Linked DNA regions of Homo sapiens: region 1 is linked to region 2. Evidence: chromatin loops called from intact Hi-C (ENCODE). Cell type or tissue: CD4-positive, alpha-beta T cell. All regions are shown on one strand. Each heading gives the region's core, and the rest is flanking DNA. Links, peaks and the distances in the headings are about the cores only. Region 1 overlaps TENM1 (teneurin transmembrane protein 1). Region 2 overlaps TENM1 (teneurin transmembrane protein 1).

Region 1 (16,473 bases), core at 2,718-10,717, 65 kb after region 2:
TTATTATCAAAGCCCTATTTATTGTTAGGTGTATTCAAAAATTACCTGTAAGAGAGTGGACACAAAACCCCAAAAGATACATAATAACATGAAAAGGGGTCCTGTCTCCTGACAGTAGCACTATAAAGATATTTCAATAAATTTAAATACCTAAAAGGAATTCTTCCCAACACCCAAATTTTCCTTATTCAGATATTTTGAAGATAATTTTGTAGGCCACTAGATTTCAAACTATATTATTTGGATCTTTTGGACAGCCAATCCCTTTCAGTCAAATTCTGTTTTATCTGTTTTATGTATCTGGGAACTGTTCATATTTAATTGCTGAATGGTTCTGCTGCTTTGAAATGTTTTGAAAAGCCCAATTTTAGACAGAAAATAGCAATAAAAGAGATAGAATAAAACAATGAAACTATTCATTCAGCTTAACAAAGGTTTGTTGAGCACCTGGTATTTTAAAATTATATAATAATACATGAATACATTATCATTGTAAAAGATTCTAACAATACTATGAAAATGTCAAAGTATCCTTTTGGTTTTCACAGCTCCCTACTCTAAACATCAATAGTTTGGTATTCATTTTTCAGGTCTCTTTCTATGCATTTAAAAAATGTAAATATATATAAATACATATTTTCTACTAAAACCAGATCGTAGAATATGCATTGTTCTACAATATTTTTCATAAAATCTTAGAGCTTGTTTCATTTCAGTACATACAGATCATCCAGTGATGTGTTGATAAATGTTTAACAAGCTCTCTGGCCCAAAAAGCCTGATCTGCCACATTTCCTAATTCCCAGGATGTAAATACACCTGCCATGGTCAATTTCAACTGCCAATATAAAGTCATTGGAGGTGGAATTGGGAAGAGATGTGCACAGTTGGCTTTTGTAAACCAGTATAAGCCAGCTCCAGCATATCACTTGATCAGTCCTTTTTCTCTCTCTTTTTGGCTTTTTATTTTGAAATAATTTTAGACTTACAGAAAAGTTACAAATATAGCACAGAATCACTGTATTCCTGTCACTGAGCTTCTCCCAATATTAGCATCTTGCACATAGTACAATTACTAAAACTAAGACATTAACATTGGTATGAGGCTATTAACTAAACTTAGAGTTTAATTCAGAGTTCTCCAGTTTTTCCACAGTCTTTTCTGTTACAGGATTCTTTCTAGATCCCCATATTGTATTTAGTCATCATGTCTCCTTAGTTTCCTTCAATCTGATAATTTCTCAGTATCAGTCCTTTTAATTCTTATAAAGGATTTCATAGTAAGCGTGTACCACTCTTCCATAGATGGGTATATTGGTTGTTCTAATTTTTAACTACATTAATAAAGTCAATATATTAACAATGCAATGGCGAATTTCCTTGCACATGCCCCTTTATGCCCCACATGTGATTATTTCTTTAGTACAGACTCCTAGAAGTAGAATTCCTTGGTCAAGGAATATTCTCAATTTAAATAGTGATAGATATCAACATTGTCTTCCAAAGCCACTTTACCACTGTACACTCCTATCAGCAATGAAGAGTACTTCCTGACTACCAATCACAGAGTTAGGTACCAGAAACAGAAAAATGCAGAAGGCATTGTTCCTGCCTTTGGAGTGCTTAATAATGATGAGACAGACATGTAAACAGATATCTTTAATATAGTATGGTAGATTCTATGATAGGGTGCTAAAAGAGAAACATCATATCTCTTTGTGAAATGTAGGTAGTCCAAGATCATCACTGCTCAACAGAAATAATTGTGAACCATGTATGTAATTTAAAGTTTTAGAGTAGCCATATTAAAAAAGTAAGAAACAGGTGAAATTAATTTAAATAAATATTTTATTTAACCTGATATATCCAAAATATTATCATTTCAATGTGTAAATAATATAAAAATATTAATGTGATCTTTTATATTTTTTCTTTTATATCAAGTCTTCAACTCTGACTAGCCACACTTCAAGTGTGCAACAGACACATGTGATGAGTGGCTACCATATTGGATAGCATAGGCCTAAGTTATTCAGCATGTATTTCCCACATTTACTTCTGACGCATTCCTGTGGGATTTTTTTTTTTTTTTTTTTGAGTCAATGAGTGCCTCTTGAAAGAGAGTGGGATGGGAAAGGATTATTGATTATAAATGTTGCTAGAGACCACCAGTCTTATTTATGAGAAACATAGTCCAACATTCTAACAGTACGCAGAAAGAAAACTGCAGAGAGACTTGGAGGTTGCTACAGAAATGTGTACGTTAAGAAGAGGAAGAGCTTCTGTACATGGGGTCAGCCTACCTTGAGTTCCAAGGTGCTTGATTGAATTTGGAATTGAGGAGAGCCAAGACAATCCATTCATTACCTGAACTTTGTAATGAATTTATAATTTTAGAGCACAGCTCTTTGCAATTGGATAGAAAAGGAAGGAGAATAATTGTAAAATGTACAGGGCTCAGCATCAGGGAACATTTGCTAAAAGAGCATTAGGGACTGCCATTTTTAATCTGCTGAAAATACACCATTCCTGGAATATTTGAGTAGACATAAACATTCTGTCCAACCATTGAATTTCAGTGAAATGCAAATAACAGGATGGGTACTCCCTCAGAGATCTGGGTAGCATCCATCTCCATTCATTGAGTATATATATATATATATATATATATATATATATATATATATATATATATATATATATTTTATATATGTCTTAGGGAACAGTAACTTTGACCTTGCTTACAGTCAAGAGTGCTTATATTACATCTACTTCAACCAGCAGTGCTCATTTGGAGGTATATATTCTGGTATGTGAGATTTTAGGTTTATTACTTTCTAATTCTTATTTGTTGGTGACCAGCTTGCAAAGTTGGCTAGCGTACTGAGGTAACAAGATTATGGGTCCAGGACTTATGTGTATGAGTGTTCCTACCACTCTTTGCCTTTCTGACTGAGCTCACACTGGGCTCCTTAGTATTTCTCACACACTTCATGTAAGACTTCAGGGCTTTCTATAAATTCTGTTTTGTCTGCCTGGAAGATTCTTCCACTAGATATTCACAATGGCTTCACTTCATTCTAATCTTGGTTCAAATGTTACCTCCTCCAAGAGGCCTTCTCTGACCACCCTTACCTATTTTTACCTTCATAGCACTTATAACTACCCAACGTTATCTTGTTTATTTGTTGTTTTTTGTTTTTTGGTTTGTTCCCTTAACGTTGTATTCTATCTTATATTTTATATCGTGTATTTTTTATTTGCCTGTCTTAACCCACTACCCTCTCATGTAAGTTCTGGGAGGGTAGAGGTTTTTTTATGTTTTTGCTGCTGTAAACTCAGAAAAAAAAAAAAAAACAGTGCCTGGTTTAAAGTAAGCACTCAAAAAAGTATTTGTTGAATCAACATGTGAATATGACTTAATATTGCCCTGTTTGTTCATTACTAATTTTACCCTTATTCTAGCCAATTGGCTCATAATGTCTATTCTTGGGTTTGGGGGACTCACCTAAACAGTGTGGCTCTAAACACATAGCATAAATCTGGATGGGAATCCACTAGAAACTAAGGAAGCTGTCTTTATACTGCATCTAAAGCTGACATTCAGCCAGTGTGTACACACTGGTTAGACTGTATTAGTTGTTTATATCTGATAGCCATTTTGGTTGGCCAGTACCTATGTTTGGAAGAAATAAAAGGCCAGTAGCCTTGCCATGATACCTGTCTGTGGTCTGTAGCAAATAATTAACTTTCATTATATATTCACACAAACATATATTACAAACAGCTTGTTCCCTGGGAAAGATATAGTAAGTTCAAAAAATTACAAAGCTTCACTGCTCTCAAAGAGTGTTCTACTAAATGTGCCCATACCTCTTTATCTGTCTTGATTGGCTGGAAGCAGTCCATTTCATTCGATGGTGAAAAATTAATCCTTACCTTATATATTTTGAAGTGAATCTCACCACATGCATTTTCTCGCATTTTCAAGTGCCGCCAGGAAAGTGGCTCAACTTAAAGTATATAAAATAGCCCCCTTAGTCTTCTAAATGAGATCTACTATTCCTTTTGTTATATATGGTCCATCTAATTTCACAGAAGTAATTGAACCCAGGGAATGAAACACATTTTCAATATAGCTCCTACTATCCATCATATTCAAATTATTTGGGAGGCAGAGTAGACCAAATTTTCTGTAAAACGGAAAAATACCTCTAATTGGAACAGGTGTGTTAAACTAGAGTCCATTGGCAAGGAAATCTCAAGGATGTCACTAATATAGCTTTATTAATGTGCCATACCATACCTTACTCAGAACCACTATCCTTTGAGTTAAAATTATTTCCAATAATTGCAAGAGAAATTCATCAGGCAGCACTGGCCTTAATCCAAAGAAAAGGGTAGAAACCAGTTAAATGCTTAAAAGTTTTAAGGATAAATTAGGAAGTAGGTGTTAGAAATCTCTTTAGCTCCAACTAAAAGTGGATGAATGATTTTTAAATAGGCTATCCTTCTCTGTTCTCGGTCACTAACTCAAATACTATACATGAGTGTTACACATACTAATTAGCCCCTTTCAGTTCACCTAGGAACACAAAGAGAAATACGAAATGGCTTATGAGCAGATTCACTTTTTTTTTTTTTTTTTTTTTTTTTTGCCTTTTGATAGGATTTGGTTGATGTTGAAAAATGCAATGAGAAAACAAACAAGAGGTTTCTCCAGCTTTTTGCCCTAGGAACTGTTTTCTCCTAACATTCTCTCCCTTCAGTGACTTCATTCACTCTCACAACTTCAACTATTGCCTCTGTGCATATATGACTTTTCATTCTTTTTCTAGCTCTAATATCCTCCAGAACTTCAAACCTCCTATAGTTAGCATTCACTATCTGGAGGGCCCATCAGTCCCAGACACCCAACAACCCCAAAGGCTGAATTCATTGCATTCCTTGCATCTTCTCATCCTGTCTCAAGCCACATATTCAAATAGTCATCAATCAACAAAACACAAATCCAGTACCAACTATTTGTAGCAAGTGCTAGACTAATAAAGAATTCTCTAACTCTATTAATGGTTCCACCATTGTTTCAGTTAGACTCAAAACCTTAACCATTTTGGATTCCTCCCTCCTTTCTCTCACTTTTTTCTACGCCCTCCCACAGCACACCTATACACATGCATGAATGTGTATACAAACACACACAGAGACAGAGAAAGCGAGAGAGAGGGAGAGAGAGAGAGAAAGAAACTTCTTGCCAAATCCTGAAATGCCATTTATGCAATTTCTCCTTAAGAAATCTCCTTCTTTGCATTCCCACTGCAAATAACTGAGACACTCCTGTGACACTACTCTAATTGGGGCACTAATTACTTCTTTCCTAAATTATTGCAATGCCATCCCAATTGATTTATTTGCCAAACCTTTAGGTCTCCAATTCATTCTTCTCCATACTACTACTGGATTTATCTTTCTGCAAAGGATGTTTTTATTATATCAGTTATTTGCCTAAAAACCTTCAGTGCTCCCCACTCTCAAATTAATCATCCGAAAAATTCTGATCATATCACTCAACCTGTCAAAAAATAGAAATGCCTCTGCGTTGCCTAATAAGTTGAATCCAAATGTATAAGTGTGGCACCAGTGTGCTCCACAATATGGCTCTAATCTTCCTTTCTGGCGTTAACTTCCACTGGCACCAGCACATAGCTAAGCTCCAGTGAACCCCAGCAACTTCTTTTGCCTCAGATACATCATGTACTTTACAAAGTCATATTTTGTTCAGCCCTGTCCCTTCTCCCCACCAATCGTTGTCACCTGTCAAAGCCCTACACATCCTTCAAGGTCTATATCTACTCCCACTTCCTTCAAAAATTATTCTTGATCAGCCCAACCTATTTTAACCTCCTGTTCCTTTAAACCGAAAGCTTTCTTTTTCACAGATGGCAAATGTTACACATGTTCATTGTAAAAAAAATATGGAAAACACAGAAATCATAAAAAAAATAAAAATTCTCTGTAAGCTTCCCATGCTGTTAACATGTTGCTATATATTCTTCCAAACCTTTTTTTCTCCAGACATGAACATGTGCACACATACACAAACACACACACTTCAGATCACACTATTTATAATGTTTAGTAGCCTAATGTTTTTCATTTGATACCTTATGAATATTTCCCATGCCATTGCATGGTCTTCTGCAACATGATTTTTAGCAGCCGCATAATCTTGTATTATTTACTATCTCATCAGTTATTTGATTAATCCCCTCTTGATGAATATTTAGATTGATCATAACTTTCTAATATTGTTTTCAGATGTTACAATAGACAGCATTGTACTTTGGCAACATTCATAGTTAATTCACAGAAATTAAATTGTTAGCTCAAAGGGTAAATCAGATTTTAAGTTCATTTAATAAATGGTGCCACATTGCCCTCCAAAAAAGGTCACTGTATTTTTATACTCTCATCAGGAGTGTATGAGAGTGCCCATCTTCCTGCACAGTGACCAACACTGGGTACTTTTTAATCTTCTGATAGCAGTTTAAACCTGTCTTATGTCAATCATTCTGCATAATATTATTTTATCCTGGTATTACTACCAAATCCCACCCTAATAAGCATCTACATTTTAACACCGGCAGCAACTATCATAGGGCTTTATTCATACTAGGCGTTCAGGAAATATTTGCTGAACTGAATTGAATTAAAGCCATAGAGAAGGTCTTCCATGTTCTCATGGTAGTCTGTCCACCATTACTCTGTAATAGTTTCCATATGGAAACTAGTGTTACATGACTAAGGGGAATGGAAAAGGAAAGGGTCACAGCAGTGAGAAGTTAAGTCTAATTGTACTATAGTTGATTCCAATTTCTAATCCTATCATTGGGATAGCTTTAGCCTCAAAATGTTAACAACAGCTACTTTAACAGCTGTTAACACTTATATGTGTGTCGTAGCATGTAAGTAGCTACATGTATGATGTATAGGTATAAACTCCCAGTTACTTGGCCTAACTAAAAGAAAACTGTTCGTAACATTTTTAGGTGCAAAGGGATACCTGGCTTGGAGATGTTCTCAGTGAGTCTGGAATAAATTAATGTATGGCTTGTTCTCTTGCAGCAGTGCATTTGTTCGGCCTGACTTGGCAGTTGCAACCAGTTGAAGGAGAGCTGTATGCAAATGGAGTTAGCAAAGGGAACAGGGGGACCGAGTCCATGGACACTACTTACTCTCCAATTGGAGGAAAAGTTTCTGATAAATCAGAGAAAAAAGGTACAGTGATCAAAATGATTGATTGTTGATTACTTTTCTTCTAATTTGGTCATTAGAACTGTAGCTGGGATGGTTTCACTTCACATTAAATTTCATGATCACTTGAAAGAAGTCCTCTACGTGGACAGAATAAATGCATGTAAATATCTTGTGAAAGCAAATTTTCCTTGTTTCCAGTGCCTTGAGTATAAACCAATTAAAGTTTTCAAATATGTTGGCAATTTTGAAAATAGATAAATATTTACAGAATGGAGGCTTCAATACAATGGAAATTGCATTTCGCATATAACTACCCTGAAGCAACGTGGGATTTTGATTACATTCTCTGTGTCCAAGCCCAGCATTTATATATAACATTTTACAAAGGGTATATGGAAATTTCTTCTGTTTGTAATACGAAAAAGCTTTTTCTGCTTAATGTAAAGGTGAATGTTTATGTCAAAGTTGGATAACATGATTTTTTTCTAGTTTGGGAACATGAATTCTTCCTAGTTGGGAGAAAGAAAAAAAAAATCACTTTGAGTCCTGAACTGTTAAGTTTAACCAACATGAGCTTGAACTACCTGACTTATTTATAATAAATGTCACAGTACCAGCACTCCCAACATCTTATTCACACTGAATGATCTTAGTCTTAATATACAAGCAGTGAAAATAGCTGGAAATTTATATTTTTATTGAAATAGGATTCAGTACAGAGGGACTTGAGCCTTGTAAAATTCCAGGAAGTCAATTTAAACGGTAGAAATTGAGAATAATATATATAGCCAGCAATATCCTGAGTAATTTTTGGAGACCAAACGTAAATAAATGAATGAATGACCAAAACCTTACCTCCAAGAAGCTTACAATTTTATACAGGTGGTAACACAGTCTTATTTTGGTTCATTAGTTGCAACTAAGACATCATTTTTTAATACAGTAGTTATTTGGGTTACTACTCTTCCCTTGTGTTTTTAATTCCTTTCGTGGTGGCGGGGGGGTTGTTTGTGGGTTTTGTTTCCTCTTGTTTTTGTGTGCTTTTGAAAAGGTAACTGTAATCCATGCTTCAGTAAAAATTAATGCTTAGGGTTCAGGAAAATATTATGGTTTGCTCTAGTTTTCAATTCATGATGCAGTTTGCTGTATGTTCTCATTTCAAAATACTTGTTTCTAGCCTGGAGTGACCTTTCCCAGCAGTTTCACTGTTACTCCTGAGAGTGGCTGAGGAGAGTAGAGGGGTCAGAGGTGGCAGATAAGAAAGTCTGCCACACTCACTGCTCAGATTTTTCTTCCTTATCTCCCTTACCTGCTTTTTCTCCCTTACCTTCTCTTCTGCTGTTTTATCCCCTTATATCTGAAAGTACAAGAGCTATCATTTGGTATTATCTGCCTAGGGTTTCTTGCCATTCACACTAAAAATCAGAATTTATCTGTCTGAGGAAAATGAAACATGCAAGACAGCAGGTCATCACATAGTTGTCATTATAGTATATTTGATTTTATATTCTAATTCAGACCTCTTTTGATTCCTTTCCATAAAGTAAGTTGATGATGATGGCTAAAATTAAATTAAAATTACCACGTGTCAAGAATTGTTCCAGAAACTTTACATGGATTATATCATGAAGGTCACATTATGGTCCCCATTGTCCAAATGAGAAACAGAGGCACAGAGAGGTTAAGTAACTTGCCCAGTGTCACAGAGCTAGTAAGTGGTGGTCTGATTCCAGAGTCCAGTCTCTTAACTTCTACACTGTACTAAAATCCTCATATGGAATATCTGTGAAGACCACAAAAAACTTTTTACACAATGAAAGCAAAGTCCCAGAGTCTATTCGTGATAGATTTTAGAGAAATTCTACTCACCTCTATTTTTAATGTGTTGTGACAAGTCTCATAAATGAAAAATGATTTAAGTTTCTGCTCAATTATAACAACAAACAGAGCAAACCGACTTCAATTAAATACTTTATTAAGAAAAATCATTATGGGTTGATGCCTCATATACCAAGTTGCTAGCTTATCCTGACTTTTTCTGGAAGCCTGAACAAAACCTTAACTATAACTGCACATCATGGTTTTGCTGTATTAGGTCTTTACTGCATATTACTTACCAAGTAAAAACATAGCTCCTTTTTTTTTTAATGCCATATGTATACTAATCCAAACCTTGCAGAAGATATAATACAGTAGAAGGATATTTTCAAATGTTCAGTTGTATCCTTTTATGATTTTCTACATAAGACACATCCCATAAATACAGCTCTAGAAGCTTGTCCTGATACTGTATGCACTAAAATATGAAACTGACAACCAGACCATTCTTCCTAAATTGTTTTCTCTACTCTCCTAGAAGATTGGGCATTATAGCACTGTGGTTAAAAGCCTGGATTCTGGAGTCAGAGAGACCTGGCTTTAAATACTAACTGTACCATCATTATCTCTCCAACCTCAAGTAATTGACACAACCTCGCCCAGCCAGTGCCCTCATCTGTAAAATAAGGGTGATAATAATAGTACCTGTCTCATATGGTCATAGTAAGGAGTTAATTAAACAATTGATATAAAGCATATAGCACAGTGTCTGACACATTGCTTAATTTAGCAGCAGTTATTATCGGACCAAAAGATTGGAAAATCACCTTGAGGTTTTTGAACTTCATTGACATTCCGTTAGGTGCTATAGAACCTGCTTTCAAACCACTATGAACTTTGCAGTGAATGATGACCTTCTTGAGATCGAAGTGTTTTCTCTCTTTAAAGTTTGGTCTCTACTCACCAATCTAAAACCTATTATTTTTAAACTGTTACCACTATCATCATCAGATAATGATGAATGGCACTTTCTTTTATTATACTTTAAGTTCTAGGGTACATGTGCACAACGTGCGGGTTTGTTACATATGTATACATGTGCCATGTTGTTGTGCTGCACCCATTAACTCGTCATTTAACATTAGGTATATCTCCTAATGCTATCCCTCCCCACTCCCCCCACCCCACAACAGTCCCCAGAGTGTGATGTTCCCCTTCCTGTGTCCATGTGTTCTCATTGTTCAATTCCCACCTATGAGTGAGAACATGCGGTGTTCGGTTTTTTGTCCTTGTGTTAGTTTGCTGAGAATGACGGTTTCCCGCTTCATCCATGTCCCTACAAAGGACATGAACTTATCCTTTTTTATGGCTGCATAGTATTTCATGGTGTATATGTGCCACATTTTCTTAATCCAGTCTATCATTGATGGACATTTGGGTTGGTTCCAAGTCTTCGCTATTGTGAATAGTGCCGCAGTAAACATACGTGTGCATGTGTCTTTATAGCAGCATGATTTATAATCCTTTGGGTATATACCCAGTAATGGGATGGCTGGGTCAAATGGTATTTCTAGTTCTAGATCCTTGAGGAATCGCCACACTGTCTTCCACAATGGTTGAACTAGTTTACAGTCCCACCAACAGTGTAAAAGTGTTTCTATTTCTCTACATCCTCTCCAGCACCTGTTGTTTCCTGACTTTTTAATGATCGCCATTCTAAAGGGCTAATATCCAGAATCTACAAAGAACTGAAACAAATTTACAAGAAAAAAACAAACAACCCCATCAAAAAGTAGGTGAAGGATATGAACAGACACTTCTCAAAAGAAGACATTTATGCAGCCAACAGACACATGAAAAAATGCTCATCATCACTGGCCATCAGAGAAATGCAAATCAAAACCACAGTGAGATACCATCTCACACCAGTTAGAATGGCGATGAATGGCACTTTTTAAAGAAACATCAAATTCTACTGGAATTGGTTTCCCATTAACAGTTGTTATATATATATATTATATATCTGCTTCTCATGAGAAAACAGAATTTTCTCACCACTTAGTTATCCAAATGAAAGAAAAAGAGTATTTGATTATAGACATTTAGTATGCTAAAAAATTTACGAACACTCTAGAATTTCAATAAGCAGATATAAGTCACAACCACATACTGTAATCTACCAGAAAAATCTCAGTTGTCAGTATTAAATATTTATAAAATTGAAAGTATTGTACCAAAATAGTCCCTCACTACATTAGAGTCTTACAAACTAGTCATAATTTTTTTTTTTTTTTTTGAGATGGAGTCTCACTCTGTCGCCCAGGTTGGAGTACAGTGGTGCAATCTCGGCTCACTGCAACCTCCGCCTCCCAGGTTCAAGTGATTCTCCTGCCTCAGCCTCCTGAGTAGCTGGGACTACAGGTGCCCACCACCACATCCAGCTAATTTTTGTATTTTTAGTAGAGATGGGGTTTCACCATGTTGGCCAGGCTAGTCTCAAACTCCTGACCTCAAGTGATCCACCTGCCTCGGCCTCCCAAAGTGCTGGGATTACAGACGTGAGCCACTGTGCCTGGCCTATAACTATTTAACCAGTAAACATTATGTAACAACTGCTTTAAACAGAGCAGAGGATATGAACAAATAAAAGACTTATTCCTAGACCTGAGTTATATAATGTCTATAAATAAAATTAAAAATAACTACCCCCACGTAATTTATCAATAAATTAGAATGTTAAAATCTTAAAGATTATCAAATCCAATATCCTTATTTAGAAATTAAGAAAATTAGGTCCAGAAAAGTTGAGATCACATAGAAAGAGCTGGGACTAGGAGAGAAGGTACCGAGTTTCACGTTTTATATTTTTCACCTGTTATTGTAATAGTATAGGATAAACTAAGTATATAAATTTCTGAAAAGGTTTTCAATAAGTATCACAGAGAAAAACTGAACAAGTAAAACAATTGATTTTATTCAGGCTATTGCAATAGGGAGGTTTGTCTTGGTCTTATTAGGAAGGGGTAGATGGGTTACATGTGAGATGATTTACTGGTGGGATCGTGTTGCAATCAGGGGAAGTATCAGTTAGCTGAACAGGAAATGTGTATCTTTGTTTCTAGCTAGTTTCAGGGAAACAGACAGTTCTAATCTCAACTAATTATTCATGAGACAAAGAATAGGAAATTGGAGGGTCTGTATACGGCCTTTCAGTGGGTTCAGGCAATAGGGGAAAAGTCTGTGTTTGGTCTTTTCAGGGGTGGAATTATAGGTGAGTCTTAGGGAAATCATGGGAAAGAAGGGACAGAGAGTTTTATCTTAAGTCATTTAGGGAAGGGTGTTTTGTATGTGTTTGTTTGGACTTTTGTTTGTTTGTTGTCATTGTTACGGTTTTTTTGCATAAGCCATTTCCCAGGACACAAAAAAGTGGGAGAATTTCGGAAAACAAAAGGTTGGGGAATTTCTTAAGCAAAATTGTTTTCCAGGAGCATTAAGGCTCAGGTAAAGTCTTGTATTGTCAGTAGCAATATAAATGGAGATGAAATTTATTGGGTAGTTGAGGATACTGAATTCCTGCAGGTTGGATGCCAAAATAGAACACTGGGAACAAAGAAGGATGGGTGGGGAAAGACAGAACTAAAGAATACTAAAAGCAGCCTTTATCTCCATTACAATTTTGCATAAGCCTGGCCTTGGGGGAAAGTGGCATTTCTTTTAAATTCATCCTGCACAATCTATCTCCACAAAGTTGAAAAAAAATGACGTTTTTCTAGTCAGTGTCTGCTGAATATATGACCATGTAAACAAAATACAGCTGATTGATATGACACAATTTATAGCCTGTCATGAAGATGCTTTAGCCAAGACCAAATAGTGACTACTGCCTCACCTCTCTAGGCTCCAGTTTCTCATCTGAAAAATAAGGGAGTTGGCTTTCAACCGTTTCTAGGGGCAGAGAAGAGGCGGGGCTAGCAGGCAGTGAAAACGTTTTTACAAATTAAATCTTACCCAGAAATTACAAATTTAAATAGAAAACAGATAAAAGCCAAGTTTCTCCAGATATGGCGAGGGAAGGGGGCAGATTCCTGGCAAAACTCCCGTTCCCTTCCTCTTTGCTTTATTTGCCCTCTATTCTCTCAGCAGCTGCTAAGGCTTTGACAAAACACAAGGCTAACTTATCTGTAAGATCCCTTTCAGCTGTACACACTATGCGTTAGTGTTCAAATTCTGCAGTTAAGGAAGAATAATGAGCCAATACAAGTAAAAGTGGACCTATTTTTGCAAAAGGGATATACTCCTGGAAAGAGGTTGAAATGTATATCTATAAAGTTTGTAAAACCACATTTGCCATTTAAAATACTTGCAGAGAATTCCGTTGCAATTCAAACAATTAATTCCCAGTTTCCTACCTTATAAGTTTGGAGTTTTGACATGTATATAACACAGCTTGCACTTAGCATTTACAATTGTAAAATACTTTAATGTCTTTTATCCACATAATAGTTTTATTCTGTGGCAGCTATCGTTACCTTTTCTTTTTTTTTTGAGACGGAGTTTTGCTCTTGTTGCCCAGGCTGGAGTGCAATGGCGCAATCTCGGCTCACCGCAACTTCCGCCTCCCGGGTTCAAGCGATTCTCCTGCCTCAGCCTCCCGAGTAGCTAGGATTAGAGGCATGTGCCACCATGCCAGGCTAATTTTGTAATTTTTTTAATGGAGACAGGGTTTCTTCATGTTGGTCAGGCTGGTCTCGAACTCCCAACCTCCGGTGATCTGCCCGCCTCGGCCTCCCAAAGTGCTGGGATTACAAGCGTGAGCCACCACGCCCAGCCGTGTTACCCATGTTTTATAGTTGAAAAGGAAAACACAAGAAAGTTACATGACTTGCCTTGCGCAATAGACAATAGACATAACTAAAGGCAGAGCTGAGATTGTGATCCAGTTTCTCCTTACTGTTAGCACCCTTCCTTGGGCTTTTTCTTTCATTTTTCAAAAAAATTCCTTTCTCAAAGCCAGTTTGTTTAAATAACGGCTATCTTGATTAAAAATCTCAATGCATACAGTTCAAATACTGTACTCTTCCTTAAGAGTACTTGGCAAATCTTATATTTCACATCTAAGATCTCCTTTCAGCGAGCATTCTCCCTCCTCCACAAAGCAAAAGATACACACACACACACACACACACACACACACACACACACACACCCCACAAGTACTCTTGGGAATTGAAAACTAAATGACAGTGCAAAATGTACTGTTTACAGCCACCTTTCATTGTGGACCTATCCAGAAGAGGGGTGTGTTTGTGTGTGTATGTGTGTGTTTTGCTTTTTTTTTTTTTTTTTTTTTTTTCTTTTGCTTTATCTGAGACATAAATGCCTTGGAACATTTTATACAATGCCAATTGTGGACCTGAAATAACAGGTTAAATTTTAATTTACTTAAGGTTTGGCAGATATTTATTTCACAGACCCAATCAGTAGATAAAGATTCATTATGTGGTACCAAACTAAAAAACTGCACCAACCCCACCCAGGTAATCATTGTGCATTCAGATGGAACGCAGTCCTGCAGTATAATTCTGTGGTTCTGCAATATTGGTTCATAGGACATGTGGATATTCAGCAGCCCTTTGAGTCAACCCATAGTTTCAGTATCTTTTATTTAAAGGATATTATAGCCCAAGATATTGAGGTAGAATTGGGAATAATTCATGTAAGCACAACAAACCACATGAATAAAATAGAAGTAATGCGCTAACAAAGACAACATTGTTGGGAGTGTAACAGTATTATTTTTAAAGATTGATGGCGAATTACAGTAAATGTTTCCTATAATGCTATATAGATGTTTCCCTAACAGAAGGTTTCAGAGGGCCCAGCTAGAGTGCTGCAGCTTGTTTTCAACTATATTAAATCACTTTATCAATATACTTCAGTTTTAACAAAAGCTTTCCTAAAGCATACTGGAGACTTGACTTCTAAAACAGATTTATGGAAAGGGTTCCCTATGCTGAAAGACAAACTTATTTATTGTATTAAAAATTCACGTTAAATGTCCTTGGTCATATATGTTTAGTGTTTCATTCTTGTTTCATTTTCATCCTCATTTTACTTAAAAAAAAAAAAAAAAACTAATACACACCTTTCCTGTGATGCAGTAAGAAATAGGTCTGTCTTGTGGTCCCTCTAGTCTAACAGTCTGCATCTGACAGGGTCACTAAGTGGTATGCTATAGAATGCCATGTTTATCCTCCTGGACTAGTCCTTTCAAAGCTAAGGGATCTTCCCATAACATTTTTACAACATTTTAGTTTTGTGGAGGAGCTAGTCCATTGTAGAGGTTTATCAGCCATGTGTATATTTAATTCTGTTGAGTATCCATTTATATCTTTGAACCTGTATTACTTTTCAAGGAAGTTTAAACATTTACTAGCCTTTTTTGTGGAGTCCAATGTAATTCTAGTTACTTGAAGTTTACTTTTGACTATGAAGTTTTACAGTTCCAGAATTTAATGCACAAATCTGCATTTTTCCTGCGTGTAACTTTTGTAATCTCCTAGATGATAATCACACATTCTTTTTTAGCCTACACATGTCTAATATTAAGAGTCCTTGCGTTTACTTCTGTATTCTTCTTGTAGCTTCCATTTTCCCTTAGTCATTTTAATGGTCATTTTCTATTTTCATTATAATTATACTGAAAGTGTCAGCCACAGCTATACACAGATACCATCTTCTCTTCTTGGTTCTAGGAGAGGGAAGAATAACAGTTAAAAAGTTGAGTTGAAAGAGAAACCATACCTGACCACCTCAAATGCTCCATTAAACTAATAGCAAGGGAACAAAAATGAAATTCTTAGTATTCAGAAACACAGAAGCTCATAATTTTTAATCCTGTATCAGCCAAGCTGCTACTTTAACTGTACTAAGTACTGTGGAAAGCTAACAAATAAAACAGAAGACATAGTGCTTGCCCTTGAGCAGATTCCCGTTACATAGGAGAGCTGGAAGAAACATGCATACATACACATACAATACAAACAACATGCAACAAACTGTTGTACAGAAATAAAAATAAGATGGTTAGGTGATTAACAGGCTTAAAAGAAAGAAGATTAAAATACGACTGTTTCTGGAGAAGTAGTTTGCGCCAGACCTTGGAAAACAAGAAAAATCACTCCTAGTGATCTTGAGGAGTACATTTTTAGGAGAATGGAATAATCGAATGGTAAGGGGGAAATGCAGATGGTAATAGCCTAGGTGGTAAGTGGATAATGAAACAATAGTGCAGCTGATAGAAACAGTTCAGCAAGGAAAGGAAGGAGATAAACAGTATGATAATTTGACAAAAGGGCAGTTGGGTCATGTTATTAGTTTTTTTACAAATTTTTCAAA
Region 2 (16,473 bases), core at 3,638-11,637:
CAACATAAGATAAAACAGGGCAATTATCTATTTCATGTTTCATGGTACATAACAGATAACAGTTTCTTTCAAGGCTATAGTGAAAAGGCTTTGGCCAACCACTAATTTTAATTGCTAACTAATACCGTATACTAACGTTTAAATATTGACATTTAAAATTCCAAATTGTGCCATAAAGTAGAGCTCTTTACCACTCTACTTAGAAAAATGACAATTTTCTAAGATGACAAATATATTGGCTTCATTTTTCTTTTTTTTAACATTACGAAACTACTCTACAAATATTAGCAGAGTTATATCCATCTTGTATTTTCACAACCAAGAAAATTAGGTAGTTTGAGCAATTACTACAATAATTTAAACAAAATGGCATTTACCACAGCCTTATCTTTTTTTCTTGATTGTAAAGTCCTGGATTGTTTGACTGAGTTAAAAAACCAGACACTTATTGGCAGGAATATTGAGTATTATGCCTGAGGTTGGCTGATTGTACTATGTAAAACCAATACAGTGTACAGCACAGTTGGCTTCCCTCTATAACAGAGACAGGAAGAAATGGGCTGGGGGAGGGCTGCTTTGTGGATCTTTGACTAACTTGTATGCTTGCACAACAAATTGGAGAACAGGAAAAGAGATTAATTAAACTAGAAAGTAGAAAATTTGGACTTTCTGGATGTAGACCAGCACTCCCTCTAAAGATGAGTATCAGCTTATAGAGAGACTAAAATATAAATATGAATTTCAGCACAAACATGTCAAAGGATCATAGGTGCTTTATTGTTGACCTTCATTTCCAGTGATTGTAACAAAGATCAACCTAACTGACAGAAATTAACACAGCATACTATATCTTACCTGCTGGCTTAGTGAGAGGGCCATTCAAAGTCCTCAAAGGGATGTACTTGACAATCCGAAAAACAGTAAATAGTATCCAGGGCTGTGGAAGCCATGCAGAATGCAGTAATCCAGAACCAGGTTGAGCCCATGGAAACTAGAAAACATTGTAATTTATTGTTAGCTTTCCCCCAGAGCCTCTGTGACTGTTCTCCTTCAGTCATCTGCTTCAGTTGTGATATCTCCTCTCTATTTCTCTCTCCTTCTGACTCTTTCTGTTGTTGTCTGTGCGTCACTCATGCACATGCCCATTTATACATAAGTATTTATTAAGCATTACCTATCGAATGGACTTTATTTCCATTCTCAATCCAATGGTTTATTTAACTGATAAATCTGCTTTTAATAAAGGATGTTGGTATATTAATATTAAAGCAGTATTATTTGAGCCAGAAAAGTGATAAACTGTATTGTTTATTTTCTTCTGAAAACCAGTTTTCTTACCTTTTTATTCTTTTGAGCCTCTAATAATAATTACGAGGTTGAGAACAGAACAGCCAGATACATTTAAGTCTAATTTGATGATCATTGAGCACTATGAAGTTAATGGATATTAGCCGTAACATGCAAATCTTAAAACTACCTGCTCACAAGTTACAAAAGCTCTTTGTGACAGGTAAAATACCATTAAGTAGTAACATACATTTTGAGTTAGTAGTAATAGTTAATATTAATAAGAAAATATCTTCTCTTTCTTTTAAGCCTGTTTCCTTTTACCCCCTACTCCTGCCTAGAAGGGGAGGGCAGCTCAGAAAAGCAACCTCAGGAACCAAAGACTTCTAATTGGCCTTGAGAGATCTGACATAAGTAGTATGGCAATAACTCTTGGTGCCCTGATGTTCTTTGCACGTGTAGATTATATGGTCTTCAGAGGCATTAATTAATATTGCCTCATAAGAGCTCAGGAAGGTGGTTAAATACTAATACAGGCCCATAATCCCTTATCCAAAACCTTTGGGGTCCACTTTTTTCAGAATTTAGAATTTTTCAAATTTTACAAAGGTGCTGCTGTACATATACTGTATATTATATATACACTCACCCAGAGTGAGGTATGGGCCAGCACCCCTTAATAAAATGCATTAATACTTTCTTACCTAAATGTATGAAAATTCACAAAATAAGATAAATAAATGAAGACTATAAATGTCCTCATATCACTTCAGGTCAGGCTTTGCCACCAAAATTTATGAAATTAGATAAATAAGTAAAGACCATAAATATCCTCAAAGCATTTCAGGTCAGCTTTTGCCACCCAGTGAGTTAGGGGAAAACAAACTCATTTTTCAGAGATTCTTTGATTCCATAGTTGTAGATAAAGAATTGTGGAGCTACCCTTCCCCTTGGCCAAGGAGATAATGAAACACATACTAAGACCAGGAAGTACAGACATGATTTCTGACTCTCCGTGACCTTTTTCTAGAGCTATAGGAATATATGTGCCCCTTTTGACAACGTACACTGCATAGTAACCTTGGGAAAAAACATATTTAGGGAAGGTATTGTCACAGTGTCACTAAAGAAAAGAATGATCAATTTAGTACATGGATTTCAGAAAAGCTAGCCATGTATCTACTTTGGTCAAATTTTTCAAGAAAAATGTCTATTTGGCATTACTGTAATACTGACAATATTTATTTTTAACACCTACCGAAAATTATTTTGCATGTACAGCCAGTGCTGCTACAGTGCTCGTTTTATAAAGGTTAATTTTTTCCTTTGCCATTGGGATGTTTGAGAACAGTTTGAACTTAAGACAAATTTTGCGTTTGCATATGCGCAATTCCATCTGTTAAAAGCACTAGATGAATGCAGAAAACTGCATACAGCAGAATGAACTGCGTAAGAATACACAAAATGGGCACATGTATATACCTGCAATATCCATCAGCTATTTCAGCTCACCACATGTGGATAGGAGCCTGTCCCATCCACATCTGGTATTTAGAAGTTTCCGTCCTAATCAGATAACTTTCCTTTTCACCACTTCACAATAACTCACAATTTGCAACTCTTCTGGCACCCACTTTCACAAGATAAAGTGTCATATTTGGTATGGCATTCGCGTATCCCTTAACCATTAATATATGACAAACTATGCTGTCATTCTTATTAGGTTCCTTTTTTTTTAATGCGTCATTGATTATGTTTCTGAATGTTGCATCCCTAACTTCATTTTTTCCATAACCCTTTGGTTAGGTGTGATTTTGCATAGTGCAGTGAATTGCAGAAATGCATGCTTTGTCTTGTAGCAGAACTGACTGTATATGTTAATGAAATGTAAGGGACAAAACACCCTGATAGACACTCTGATAAGTTGCCACAGTATTTCTGAGCAGAGATACTCTAATTTCTTGTGAAAGCTTTCTCTAACACATTATCCAAAATAAGGTGTATTGGCAAAAAGAGAAGAAAAGGAAAAAAGAAAAAACTATGCGTGACACGTTTCTTCTTGCACTTACCTTTTGGAGACAGAGGCAATGTTGTTTCTGAAGGCTTATACTTCTATTAGTAGCTCTGCCACACTTAAAATGTCTCAAATCTACAGTTTGGAGGAATTTTGCTCCTGAGAAATTATCTTACCAAGTTATTTTAGGACCTCAAACCTGAAACTGGCTACTATCCAAGTATATTATGTGAATTAGACCTTTCCATTTGAAAACTTAATTTATTTTCAGAAAGCTTTGTAAGTAAGTCTGGATATCTACATTTGCATAATCACCACTCCCCCCTTCTCCCTTCCTCTCTCTGGGGCACAGAAGTGTATGGTTGCCAGATACATTTGGAAGTGAGTGTATGTGACTCGCAAACCCCTAGAATTGGTGTTCTAGAGCTTCTGACACTGAACACTAATGTATTTTTCATTAGTGTTTAATGTTGGGAAATCCCATTTCATGGATCCCAAGTATTAAATTACTTCATTTGGGAGGGAACAAGTGCATTCCCCATCTTTTTCCTGAGGTGAAAAAAAGAATGAATCTGAGATCATTTGCATTTCATAAAGGCTTAAGGTCTGGATGTATTCCACTCAGTGCAACAATCCAATATTGTGAAAGCGTTTAAAGACAATATGAACTAGCAGGGAAACTTCCACATATTTGAAATGTGGAAATAAAAATACACAGTAAAATAGATGAAAATCAAAATATCCATATATGTATATGGATATGCATTATACGTAGATAATCTAAATGACTAGACAAAGCCATTCTACCTGCAACAGAAATAATAATACTATGATTGCACTTTTCAATGAAGTAAAATTTTTATCATTTTTCATAATAGAGTTGCAAAGATTGTGAGGTAATCTAGCAGGCAATAAATCTGATGTCAATGAGATATTCTTTTTCTTTTGAACAACTGTACTGAAGAGAAACCCTTTCTCTTGCACAACTGTGCTGACAGAAACCCCTACTGATTAAGCTAGTAAATGTCATGCATGTTGTTTAGAGGGGTTCTGAGCACAAGACCTCAAATTGACTCCTCTTTTTCTTCTAACCTTGGACTTGCACCTTTTCCTCCCTTCCCTCGGGTCATTAAGTGCTCTCCCACACGTGGCATTAGACAGTAGATCTGTAGTGTGTCACTGGTGCTTTTTTCACATCATGAAGGGGCATCATTTTAAGCACCTTCTTCAGAGTATCATTGTCCTTTGTCATGGCTCTGGGAGGCATTCCACTAAGATCTTCAAGGGGAAAACCTACTTCTCTGTCAATTGAATAGATAGCCAGTGGCTACATCAGAATGAGAGCCAAAGGGAACACAGAAGGTGATTATCTGGGTCCCATGATCCAGTCAAACCCTCTTCTATTAGCAAAAGATTTTAGAGATCTTGCTCTGTACCCAGTACTTTGCTCAATGTCATACAGCATACAGGAGAAGTAGAAGGAAACCTTATTCTAAGAAACATGCAGTCTATTTTGGGAGAAAAGGCAAAACACATAGAATATGATGGGGATGCTATAATATTGCCAACTCAGGGATCAAATTTATGGCAAAAATAGTAAATGTTAAAGTCATAGAAGAGAGTCATGTTTATGTTCCGAAGTAGCATAATGGAAAGAGTGCTGGGCAGAGTACTGGGATTTCAGATAACATAACCCATGGGGGTGGGGGAGAGTTTTAAGTTCAGTCTATCTGTTAAAATGTCACTTAATTTACAAAAACACGTACAGAAAAAGAGTAAAGAAATCATCTGGCATGGGCAGGAAAAAGTATCCAAGTTGAATGACCTTGAGCAAGTCAGTTCACCTCTTTGGGTCTTGGGTTTCTCATCTGTAAAATGGCGAGTGGAGAGAGGCAAGCTTAACTAGGTGATCCCTATGATTTCTTCCAGCCTTATAGTTTTATACTTTTATACTTTTATTACATTCAATAAAGAAATAGTCAATAAAATGCATGCTCAAGCACATTTTACATGAATTAAATTTAATTGTTAGGAAAAGGGATTATTATTATCCTTATTTTACAAATGAGGGGTTAAAGCTTCTAAAGGGTAGAGGCAGAACTTAAACCCAGATTTGCCATACATCCCAGTCCAAGTCCTCTCCTCTTTCCACTGTGCTGTGTTGCATACCATTACACCACACTGCCTTCCTTTCTACATTTAAGGAGTCATGGTCAAAGAGAAAAGCAGACGTAATAAACCTAAGTGAAAAATCAAGAAAATGTGGACAATTCTTTGTCTCTAAATCTTATGAAGGAAAAGAGAACTCATATTACAGAGATCTGCAATACAGGGAATGGAGCATTAGCCAGAGAGTCAAGAGATGTGAGTTCTAGTCCTGGCCATGCCACTAACTTGCCAAGTGTCCCTGGACTTGTTTTCTCATTTGCAAAATGAGAGCATCTCCAAAGTCCTTTGGGTTTCAACATTCTATGCTTCTTTGAGTCCCCAAAATGGAAAGCACACTTCTAGTTACGGTTATGAGTATGAGCCCAGAGGTTTAAAAAAAGTTAATGAGATGTTAAGTATTTGTGATGATTTTTTTTAGTGAATATGGGATTTGAGCTGGGCCTGGAATAATGGGGGTGACTTAGGAAATTCATGAAACATTTTAGTTCTTTTAAAATATACAAGGATAGCTGACCATCTAAAGGAATCCTTTTTATAAAATGAATGATCACCACTCCCTTCTCTATCTATCTTTTGTACAATTCAGATTTTCATATAGTGAGTTTATTTAAAGGGAGAGCCACCTGTGCTAGAAAATACAGCCAAGAATTTGTCATGCTCTTGGGAGGCTAATATCGTTTTTAAAAATAAAAAACCATGCCAATGTCTTTAAAATTCAAGTTTGAAGTAAAAAGATTGAAAGAAGTGATTTTTTTTTTTTCTGTGATCAGCCACTGCAAAGTGGGCCTCAGCACAAACCAGCTGAGTCCTTTGCTAGGCATCGAAAGCCTCTGGCGTTTTTCTGCTTTTCAACTCTCAGTCATTTGGGAGGTGGGACAAGGCCATGCTGTCCACAAAGTTTATCCAGAACGTGCTGGTGTTACAAGAAATCACTTGACATCTATTATGTTTCTCCTGTGGAAGAGAGGTGGCTATCAGCTACAATAGTGATTTCTTTTTAAAGGGGTTTAATTGAGGTATTTCTCATGGGCCAAATTCTAACTCACTGTCTTTACGTGTGCCTGCCAGGAAAACAATGGAAAAATACCAAGCAATAGCAACAATAGAAGCCTGAGGACCGCTGTCCCAGGCTGCCCCTCTGCAAACGAGCAGAAAAAAAATCTGTTTCCTTGCTGCCTAAGCTGCCGCTAACATGGCAGAGCTCCTAGAAAGGTGTGGCAAAGGAAAAAAGTTGCAGACTGTGCTTTGCATGACCATGGAAATATGTATAACAACTTGAACAAACTTCTTTTAGCCTACCTTTTACAAGTAGCACTCTAGTTGGGGGGCTGACAAAGAGATTAGTTTCACACAGCCAAGCGACACACTCGTGAGCTGTTTTTCTAAAATATGGATTTGCTCCCGTATAGGCAAGCTCACATCCTTTCCTGAGGTAAGCCAGAAGGTGGCCTTATATTTTTATTTGAAGTGCCGAATGATTTTCCTTGCAACAAATTTGTGCCTTTTACTAGCATTTTCTGAAGTGAGAATTTTGCAACTGATGGAAATCAGCTCACTTCTGTTCTGTAACTTGGTGTCTTGTTGATGATTTATTTGTTCAGTAGCAGAAACTATGACAAATGGTGTGAGGCGGCCTCATTTACTTTTTAGCTGCTATAGCCCTAAAGAATTTACATGTAAATGCAACTGTGAATGTTTTACATTTCATAAGCATGCTGCACGTGCTTTTGTAAGTTAAGTGGCATTTTTACAGATAGACTGAACTTAAAACAACCTCCCTCACCCCACAGGTTTTATTATCTGAAATCCTGGTAAGTCTGTCATGCTGGTTTCCCTGACTGCCAAGTGGGAGAGTAAGTCTCTATTTTATGTTTCTCTTCTCTCCTCTTTAGATGTGCAGAGCAGCCCACACAACCAGTTCACCTTCAGACCCCTCCCACCGCCACCTCCGCCTCCTCATGCCTGCACCTGTGCCAGGAAGCCACCCCCTGCAGCGGACTCTCTTCAGAGGAGATCAATGACTACCCGCAGCCAGCCCAGCCCAGCTGCTCCAGCTCCCCCAACCAGCACGCAGGATTCAGTCCATCTGCATAACAGCTGGGTCCTGAACAGCAACATACCATTGGAGACCAGGTACTTGAGCTATTATTGATCCCACTAAACTTAAGTATTGGCAGAGGATGGTTCTACTGATTGCAGAAACTCATTTCATCACACACATCTGCAGAGACACACAAATGCACAAACCGATACACACCCAGATGCATGGGCAAAAAGGAAGACTCCTTCACAGGCGCAGATGTGCAAACAGACACAAACATCTAGATCCAGCCACAGCCACAGACCAAAGCAGATACACGTGAAAAGATGAAGCCGCAGATACATAAACACCCTGCTGTCACATATCCACAAAAACATAAAACAAAGCAATTATCTAAGCTGTCACTGCAGCCTCAAAGTGAAAGGCAATTGTCCCTTGTTTTAAAAAACTGCAGTATTACAAGAAAACCCAAACACAACTGGAGGAGGAGTGATCATTTCTATTTTATTTATTGTAAGATTCTTTGAAAAAATAAGTTGCCTTCAAACATTAAAAAAAAAAAGGATCAGCCTCATGTAATGGAAGTATATGTGTAAGTTTAAAAACTAAATTCTGCCTTTAGGGTGAAGCTTTTGGTCTTTTGAGCAAAAAAGTTTGCCTCTGTTTTTCTTCACATGTTTAGATTTCTAGATTGACTCCTCAGAGCTTTGTCATGATAAAAGTTCTACTCTTTGCAGTTCTAGGTCCCTTGATCATGATAGATTTTAGCACCAGATACAATTAATAAAGAAATTATTCATCATTTCTAGTCACTTTCTTAAATCAAACATTACAACTTTATATTGACATAGAAAAACACTAACTAATAAAACATAGATTCTATTTTCTTTGAAATTCAAGGACTTCCCCTTGTTTTTTTGTGTGCCTTATTTAGTTCTACAATGGAAGCTTTTATTTTTGTTTTATTTTTATAGATTCGGGGATACATGTGCATGTTTGTTACATGGATATATTGTGCAGTGGTGAGGTTTGGGCTTCTAGTGTACCCTCACCTAAAGGGTGAACATTGTACCCAATAGGTAATTTTCTAACCCTCACTCCCCGCCCATCCTCCCTTTTTTGGAGTCCCAAGGGTCTATCATTTCCATTTTTATGTCCATGAATAGCCATTGTTTAACTCCCAGTTATAAGTGAGAACATGTGGTATTTGATTTTCTGTTACTGAGTTAGCTTACTTTGAATAATGGCCTACAGCTCTATCCATGTTGCTGCAAAAAACATGATTTTTTTTTAAGGCTCTGTGGTACTCTATGGTGTATATATACCACATTTTCTTCATCCAATTATTCATTGATGGACACTTAGGTTGATTCCATGATTTTGCTCTTGTGTATTGTGCTGTGATAAACACATGCATGCAGGTGTCTTTTTGATATAATGATTTATTTTTCTTTGGGTAGATACCCAGAAGTGCATTGATGAATCAAATGGAAGTTCTATTAAAAATCGCCATACTGTTTTCCAGAGGTTGTGTTAATTTTTATTCCCACCAACAGTGTATAAGCATTGCCTTTTCTCCACATTTTCACCAATACCTGTTGTTTTTTGACTTTTTAATAATAGCCATTCTGAATGGTATGAGATCGTATTTCATTGTGGTCTTAATTTGCATTTCTCTGATAATTAATAATGTTGAGCATTTTTTCATCTGTTTGTTGACCACTTATACAGCACCTTTTGAGAAATGTCTGTTCATGTCCTTTGCCCACTTTTTAACAGGAATTTTTGGGTATTTTTTTCTTGTTGATTTGTTTAAGTTCCTTGTAGATTCTGGATATTAGTCCTTTCTTGGATGCATTGTTTGCAAATATTTTCTCCCATTCTGTGTGTTGTCTGTTTACTCTGTTGATTATTTATTTTGCTATGCAGAAGCTTTTTAGCTTAATTAAGCCAAATTTGTCTATTTTTGTTGTTGTTGCATTTGCTTTTGAGGTCTTGGTCATAAAATTTCTTGCCTAGGCCAATGTCCTGAAGAGTTTTTTCCTAGGCTGTCTTCTAGTATTTTTATAGTTTCTGGTGTTATATTTAAGTATTTAATCCATCTTGAGTTAATTTTTGTATACAGTGAGGGATAGGAGTCCAGTTTCCTTCTACCTATAGCTATCCAATTTACAGAAACTTTTTCTAAAGACATTTGTATGTAAAAAATGGGTATAATATACTACTTGATAAACAATGTCTGGTATCACCTTCTAATCTGATCTCTGGGAATTGGAATGGAAAGAGAAGGACTAGTCAACTCTCCTAAGACTGGTTGTTATTGTTTTTGTTGTTTAGCAGCATATTAAATTAAATACCAACCATGGCATCAGAGAATATTTCACCATCAACAAACTGCAAGTACTATGGCCCATGTCCAGGAAACAGTATCATCCATCACTTACCAGATTAAATGGTTTCATAAAGGGTGATTTCTGCTACATTCCAAGAGAAAAATATAGCAGTCAGCACCTATGGTGACAATAACCCAATTAGAACTATACTAGTGATAGAGTTTCTGTATTTATTTATTTATTTATTTATTTATTTATTTATTTATTTGAGACAGTCTCCTTCTGTCGCCCAGGCTGGAGTGCGGTGGCAAGATCTTGGCTCACTACAACCTCCACTTCCTGGATTCAAACGATTCTCCTGCCTCAGCGTCCAGAGTAGCTGGGACTATAGGCATATGCCACCACGCCCAGCTAATTTTTGTATTTTTAGTAGAGACAGGGTTTCACCATATTGGCTAGACTGGTCTTGAATTCCGGACCTTGTGATCTGCCCGCCTCACCCTCCCAAAGTGCTGGGATTACAGGCGTGAGCCACCGTGCCCAGCCCTGTATCTTTTCTTTTCTTTTCTTTTCTTTCTTTTTTAATTGAAAGGGGGAGGTGAGTAAAGGGTAAAATGCAAAGAACAATGTATATCTTCTTCAAGGAGTTTTCAAACAGTGGTTATTTCCTCATTTTACTTTTAGTTCATTTGCAGAGCTTAGTGATAGAGAGCTGAGGAAACAACAGGGCAATATGGTTAAGTAGCAGTTCTGACAAGCAAACACACTCCTTTCGTCTTTGAAGCCAAATAACAGAAAATCTGGGAGAGAGTGGGGAATGGGTTCAGGCAAATGGAGAGAGAAAATTATTCTTATTTGAAATGTACATCTAGGCATGTTTGTACAAACTGCACCCACGGACCTTCTGTATCTATGCAAGGAATATATTAATTGGTCTCAGTTTCTTAAGACGCAGAGAAGAACATAAGTTTTCATGTAAGAGTGAACAGAGTACCTTTTTAGTACATTTGAACATATATTTAGCATCACAATGATGATTTTTTAAAAGCCAGAAACGTTATTAGCTCTATCAACTAGCATTGTTCAAATATAGCCTTTAAAATGTTCATTTCTCATGTAGTCAATAAAGGTAACTGTGGGTATCCAGGAACTTATACATGAACTGTGTAACAGAACCTGTCTGAGCCTCAGCCTCCTCATCTGTAAAAATGAATATACAAATGCCTGACTTCCTAATTAGGAAAATCAAACTAACGTAGTAGAAAGTGCCTCATATACTGTAAAGCACTACACAATTAAAAGGTAACATTACTATCCCTACTAAGTGGCCACTTGCCTTTGCATAAATATCTCCAAAATAGGTAATTGGCTTATTCCTAAGTTATTCCACTCTACCTCAAACAACTACTAGAAGATTCTTTTTGAACCAAAATCTATCCCTTCTTAACTCTGCCCATTTTTCTCAAATCTAATTTTAGGGTCTCACAGAATAAGTAAAATTCCCCTTACAACTGACAGCCCTTCACTATTCTTGAGTCCTCTATTCTTTGTGCTAAATGTTTCCCCAATTCCTTCAACCTGTTCCTCACATTAATGGGTTTCAAATCTCCCTTCCTGGTCTCTTTCTTTAGAACACTCCAGTTTGTCCAAACTGCTCTTGAAATGTAATGTTCAAGGCTGAATGCAGGTGTGGGTTCTTATTAGCCTCTCTGGTTGCAAGAAGCCAGAGACATTCAGGTTGCCTCGAGTAATTGAGAACATCTTTTCAGTGTATGTGTTGTCAGTCCCCGGGAACGCGGGAAACTCTGGTCAATCCCCAAAGGAAAGGCAAAGACTGTGGATCTCTAGCATTAATAAGACTCAGCAGTTCTCTGCATTTTTGCTCCTCTCTGTCTGTTTCTTTGTCCAATAGCTTATTCTTTCCATCAGCTCAATATTTATTTTGTCTACCACATAGTTTCTACTATCTCATAACGATGTCTTTTCTCCACTGTACCACATGACTCCAAGAGTACCTCCTCACACCTCTCACCTCATCCCTTCAGCTGCATGTCCCATTGCTAACTGCATTATTATCTTGGTCACTGTAGGCTCAAAACCCTAAGAGGGAATTTGATTAGCCCAGTTCATCCCTTTTATAGCAGGCTGTGTTTCAGTTTTTTGGCAAGCCCTGGCAATTATTCTCATAGTCAACTGAGGCTACGGGGAGAGAAAAGTCATGTGATTAAAATAAACAACATGGCCATCTATGGTTGTCCCTTGAGGAAGGACCGTGAGCAGATTTGATGTTCCTTAGATGGGACTCTCAGCAGTCAGTCATTTTGACTGATTCACTGAGGATTTTATGCTATGACCAACAATTAGCCACCTCTCTTGTTCTAATTATGTATTTTCGTTAATGCTGTCTACTCCAGTATCAGCTTTTTTGGTGGCCACATGACACTATCCATACACATTGAGAACACCGGAAACTAAACCCCAAAGCCTGTTTAACATGTTCTGAAGCTAAACCACGTTTTATTTATTCTGTAAGTACATAGTTGATTCTTTTTCAGTTTTGTGTTTGGTATGGAAGATAACAGTGGAAATATATTTGGAGCCTTGATTTGGCCTAATTTGATCTCATCTTGTTAGCATGTGGAAATGTTGCTGAGTTCTAATTCTACCATACAAACTATTTGCTTTTGCTCTCAGAATTATGTCATCTGTAGGCTTGTTAGGTATGCTTCCCTCTTTTTTATGTAAGTTATCGATACAAATGTTACATAAGACCAGATTAGGGTTAGATCTCTGTGCATGCCACTGGTGACATTTATCTATTAGGCAACATTCTTTTACTAACAACCCACATTTCTCCATCTTGTTCATAGCCATATTATGGGAGACCTTGTTAAATGCCTTGCTGATATTCAGATATAGTATGCTTACATTCTTACCGATCTTCCAATCTAATAACCATGTCAAGAATAGAAATGAAATGAGATTGTCTAACATAACTTGTTCTTAGAGAATTTATACTGCTTGCTTTCTTATGGTTACTACTTTTTTCCTAAGCGCTCACAAACTGTTCTTTTATTAACCTGTTGTAGAATTTTGTATTTAATCAACCTGTTTCTTGGTCTAGTCTAAGGAGTCCATATGCTTCCTGTTTATTTTGAAAACTAAAGCCAATGTTTTCTGTTTCTAGTCTCCTGTCACACTTCAACCACACTACAGTTGCTAAAACTTTAGCAACTGTGACAGGGTAATCCAATCTCCAAGACCTCTGACCACTCTGGGATAGAATTTTAATTCATTTATTATAGAACAGCCAAATGCCTTTTAATGACTGCTTTGCCTATTTTAGCTTCAATTTATGGTTACTGATATTGATTTTACCATTTCAAGTCTATCATCATTCTTTTTCACAAAGAAAACTAGTACAGTAGTTGAGAAGGCCTCTCAGATATTGGCCATCCAATAACAATTTCATGGGTTGCATGTCTCTCCTACCCTTGCTCTTCTTGGTTTAAATATATTTTTTAAAAAGCACTTTTCTGTCATCTTTAGCAGTTTTTTTCTCAAGCCTCAGGCTCATTTGGGGTATAATTCTTCTTAGCATTATTTTCATCATGCCCTCTTAAACTTACTTATTTTTGGTTTTCATCCCTTTATTTTGGCACCTGTTCTTTTGAAATCCAAACTGAATGTGAATGGATAACACCCAGTACAGACACACTGGTTTCAACAGGTTAAAAAAAATAAAATATAATAACTTCCCAACTCTCTTAATTCATCTCCATATTAGAGTATCTCAGGGCATGAAATTGTACCTACTTTACTTCAGCAAGCTCTTTTCCTAAAGTCTGGGATTTGGGCCTTATAAGGTACTTATGGACTCTAAGATAAAATACTTCACTTCCTCTAAAGGTTCCTATCACCTTCAACTCACCAGTTTCTCTTTTTCTAAGTCAGTCAGAGAGGCAAGTTTCTTATTTTCTCTACCTTTTGGGAGGTGTAGTCATTAACACAAAAATTTGGGAACTTGCCATATATTTGCATTTTGCAAATCGATACAACTAGCAGATGTTTATGGAGTTGAAATCACTCATGTTTACTACCCTTTCCTCCTACGACGCTTTTGTGATCTGTGTTGAAAATCAGCATCCGTTGTCTCCTTCTGGCCAAGTGTCTTATTATAGACTCTCCAATCCACTACCTATTAGTCATGTGACATTGGGCACATTAATTATCATCACCATGTCTCGGTTTTCTCATCTGTAAAGTAAGGATAATAGTAAAACCTAGCTCATAAGGCCATTGTGAGCATTAAATGAGTTCCTAATTGCAATGTGCTTAGAGCAGCCATGAACATAATGAGCACTCCGTAAATATTAGTAATAATAATAGCAATAATAACACAAGAGATTATTTTACTTTTTGTCCCTATTGCTATCTTTATCTAACTAAAGGTATTTCTACCCTTCCATTCATAATTTCCTCAAAGTAAACATATACAACATCATTCCACTTCCTCTCTTAGCATGCTTTTAAATAGAATACACTTGGCCTGGCCCGGTGGCTCACACCTGTAATCCCAACACTTTGGGAGGCTGAGGCGGGTGGATCACCTGAGGTCAGGAGTTCCGGACCAGCCTGGCCAACATGGTGACACCCCATCTCTACTACAACTACAATAATTAGCCAGGTGTGGTGGCAGGTCCCTGTAATCCCAGCTACTCAGGAGGCTGAGTCAGGAGAATCGCTTGAACCGGCGGGGAGTGGGGATGGTTCAGAGGTTGCAGTGAGCCGAGATCGCGCCACTGCACTCCAGCCTGGGCAACAGAGGGAGATTCTGTCTCTAAATAAATAAATAGAATATACTCTTTCACCACCATGTTCCAAATCATCAGAACCATCCCCCTTCTCCCACATTTTGACGATACATACCTGTGAGGCTTTTTAAGACTGCCCTGTGATCAATCTTCAAAACAGCTTGTGCATTGCTGCCTGCCTTCTGTGTTATTCAGAAAAACAATGCCCTGTCTACCCAGTACATTGGGGATTGGGCCCTGCCCTGAGCCCTCCCTTACTCAGACGTCAGCCTTGCTATCTCCTTCTCCAAGCCTTCTTCTCAAAATTCCCAATGTCTAGATTATATTTTGGGGGCAGGGTGTTTTTTGCAACCCGGAAAGATGGGCACATTGCCAAAGATGGAGAGGCTGGGTGATGTGTGCAAGCATATGTACTCCAACATCCCTGGACTAAACTACTTATGTTATTGTGAACTTAGACACATGACATAACTTCCATAGACCTGAATTTCCCTGTTTGTTTTGTGTCAAAAATGACAGACCCTACCTCATGGGGCTGTTTTCAGAACTGAATGAGATAATATATGAAAATGTCTACTCAGAGCCAGGCACATAGAAAGTGTGCAATAAATATTACTATTTTCAATTCAGTATAATAGCCTGGCACAGACCTGCTGGCAAGTAGATGAATTCAGAGTTACTACAATTCAGAGAGACACAATAGCTTTAATCTGCTGTAAAAACATCCAGTATTCACATATACTTCCCAGTCTATGGATTATTGTGCGTGTCCTGCACAGCGAGGCATTCAGCAAGCATTTACTAGTTATTCCTGGTGCACTGCCGCTTCTATGAGGAATGAGAATCCCTGTATTCCAGAAATGCATGGTTTAGTACTAGTAACAATAACGATATCTAACTATGCTAAACAGCATTACTATATGCCAAGCACTATTCTAAGCCCTTATGAATCAACTTCTTTAATCCATATGCTAGTGCCCATGTGGTACGTACTATTTAGTGTTGCCATCCTCAATTGAGAGATGAAGCAACTGAGGTACAGAGAGGTTAAGGAACTTTGTAAAATCCCACAGGTAGGATATGACAGATCCAGGTCAGGTTTTGAACCTAGGCTGTAGGTCTAGCATCTTCATATTTAACCACTATGCATTACTGACTTTCTGTAGTAGGGGAAGCAAAGGTAAATAAATAACAGTACCATCACAAGTGTTTTGTTATATTTAAGTAATCCAAAGGTAAGAACCCTTGGAGGGGGGTAGATCTAACCAAGGTAGGAATAGTAGAGACTAAGGAAGTGTTCAGGTAGGTAGAAGGGGGGAAAGTCGAAATTTCCCTGAGAAAATGGCCTAAAAATCATTTTGTTCTAAAATCATGAGGTGATACTAAGTGAAAAATGGAGGAAAGGGCATTCTGGGAATAACATATCACAATCAAAATTGTGCATAGTCACCAGTTATCTAAGTGATATTAGGCACTATTCTTTTTATTATTTCTTTCCCTTCTTCATTTGCCATTTAAATACTCTTGACCAGGTTGGCCACTCTGTGAGCAAGCATGTTCTTTCTAGTACTAATGAGAGACAACCATTCTGGAACTGAAAACCTATCATTCTCAAGCTATGAGCCAGAAATCTAAATTTCATGCTAAAATTCCTGCTGTTAAACTTCCATATTATCCTTCCTTATCCAGAGGCCCATCCTTAGATATACTAGAGTTTGCAGATCCTTTCTTTCTTTTATTCTTTGATTTTTTTTTTCTTCAGAAAGTCTCTTTTTCTTCCCTGTGGCATGAGCCTCAATCCCAAAGGTATCATAT

The links. Hi-C counts contacts between places; a loop is a spot of excess contacts. Peaks named below come from ENCODE experiments on the same cell type or tissue, not always from the same donor. Only the 100,000 strongest peaks of a DNase experiment are listed, where the experiment ranks them.
Region 1: it touches region 2 in a loop (5-fold over the local background); 2 of 110 quality-filtered maps call a loop at or near these places.

The regions. Positions count from the first base shown.
Region 1 is chrX:124,662,488-124,678,960 of GRCh38, reverse strand. It overlaps TENM1 (teneurin transmembrane protein 1), which reads left to right. Exons shown (of 35, transcript NM_001163278.2): 9 at 7,126-7,278. Among named protein-coding and RNA genes, the nearest start is that of SH2D1A, 320 kb to the right of the region's middle. In CD4-positive, alpha-beta T cell, for the core only: no CTCF peak of the experiment used is centred there; no DNase peak of the experiment used is centred there.
Region 2 is chrX:124,728,087-124,744,559 of GRCh38, reverse strand. It overlaps TENM1 (teneurin transmembrane protein 1), which reads left to right. Exons shown (of 35, transcript NM_001163278.2): 7 at 7,363-7,603. Among named protein-coding and RNA genes, the nearest start is that of SH2D1A, 390 kb to the right of the region's middle. In CD4-positive, alpha-beta T cell, for the core only: no CTCF peak of the experiment used is centred there; DNase peaks (open chromatin) are centred at 7,459 and 7,799; H3K4me3 peaks cover 1,147 bases.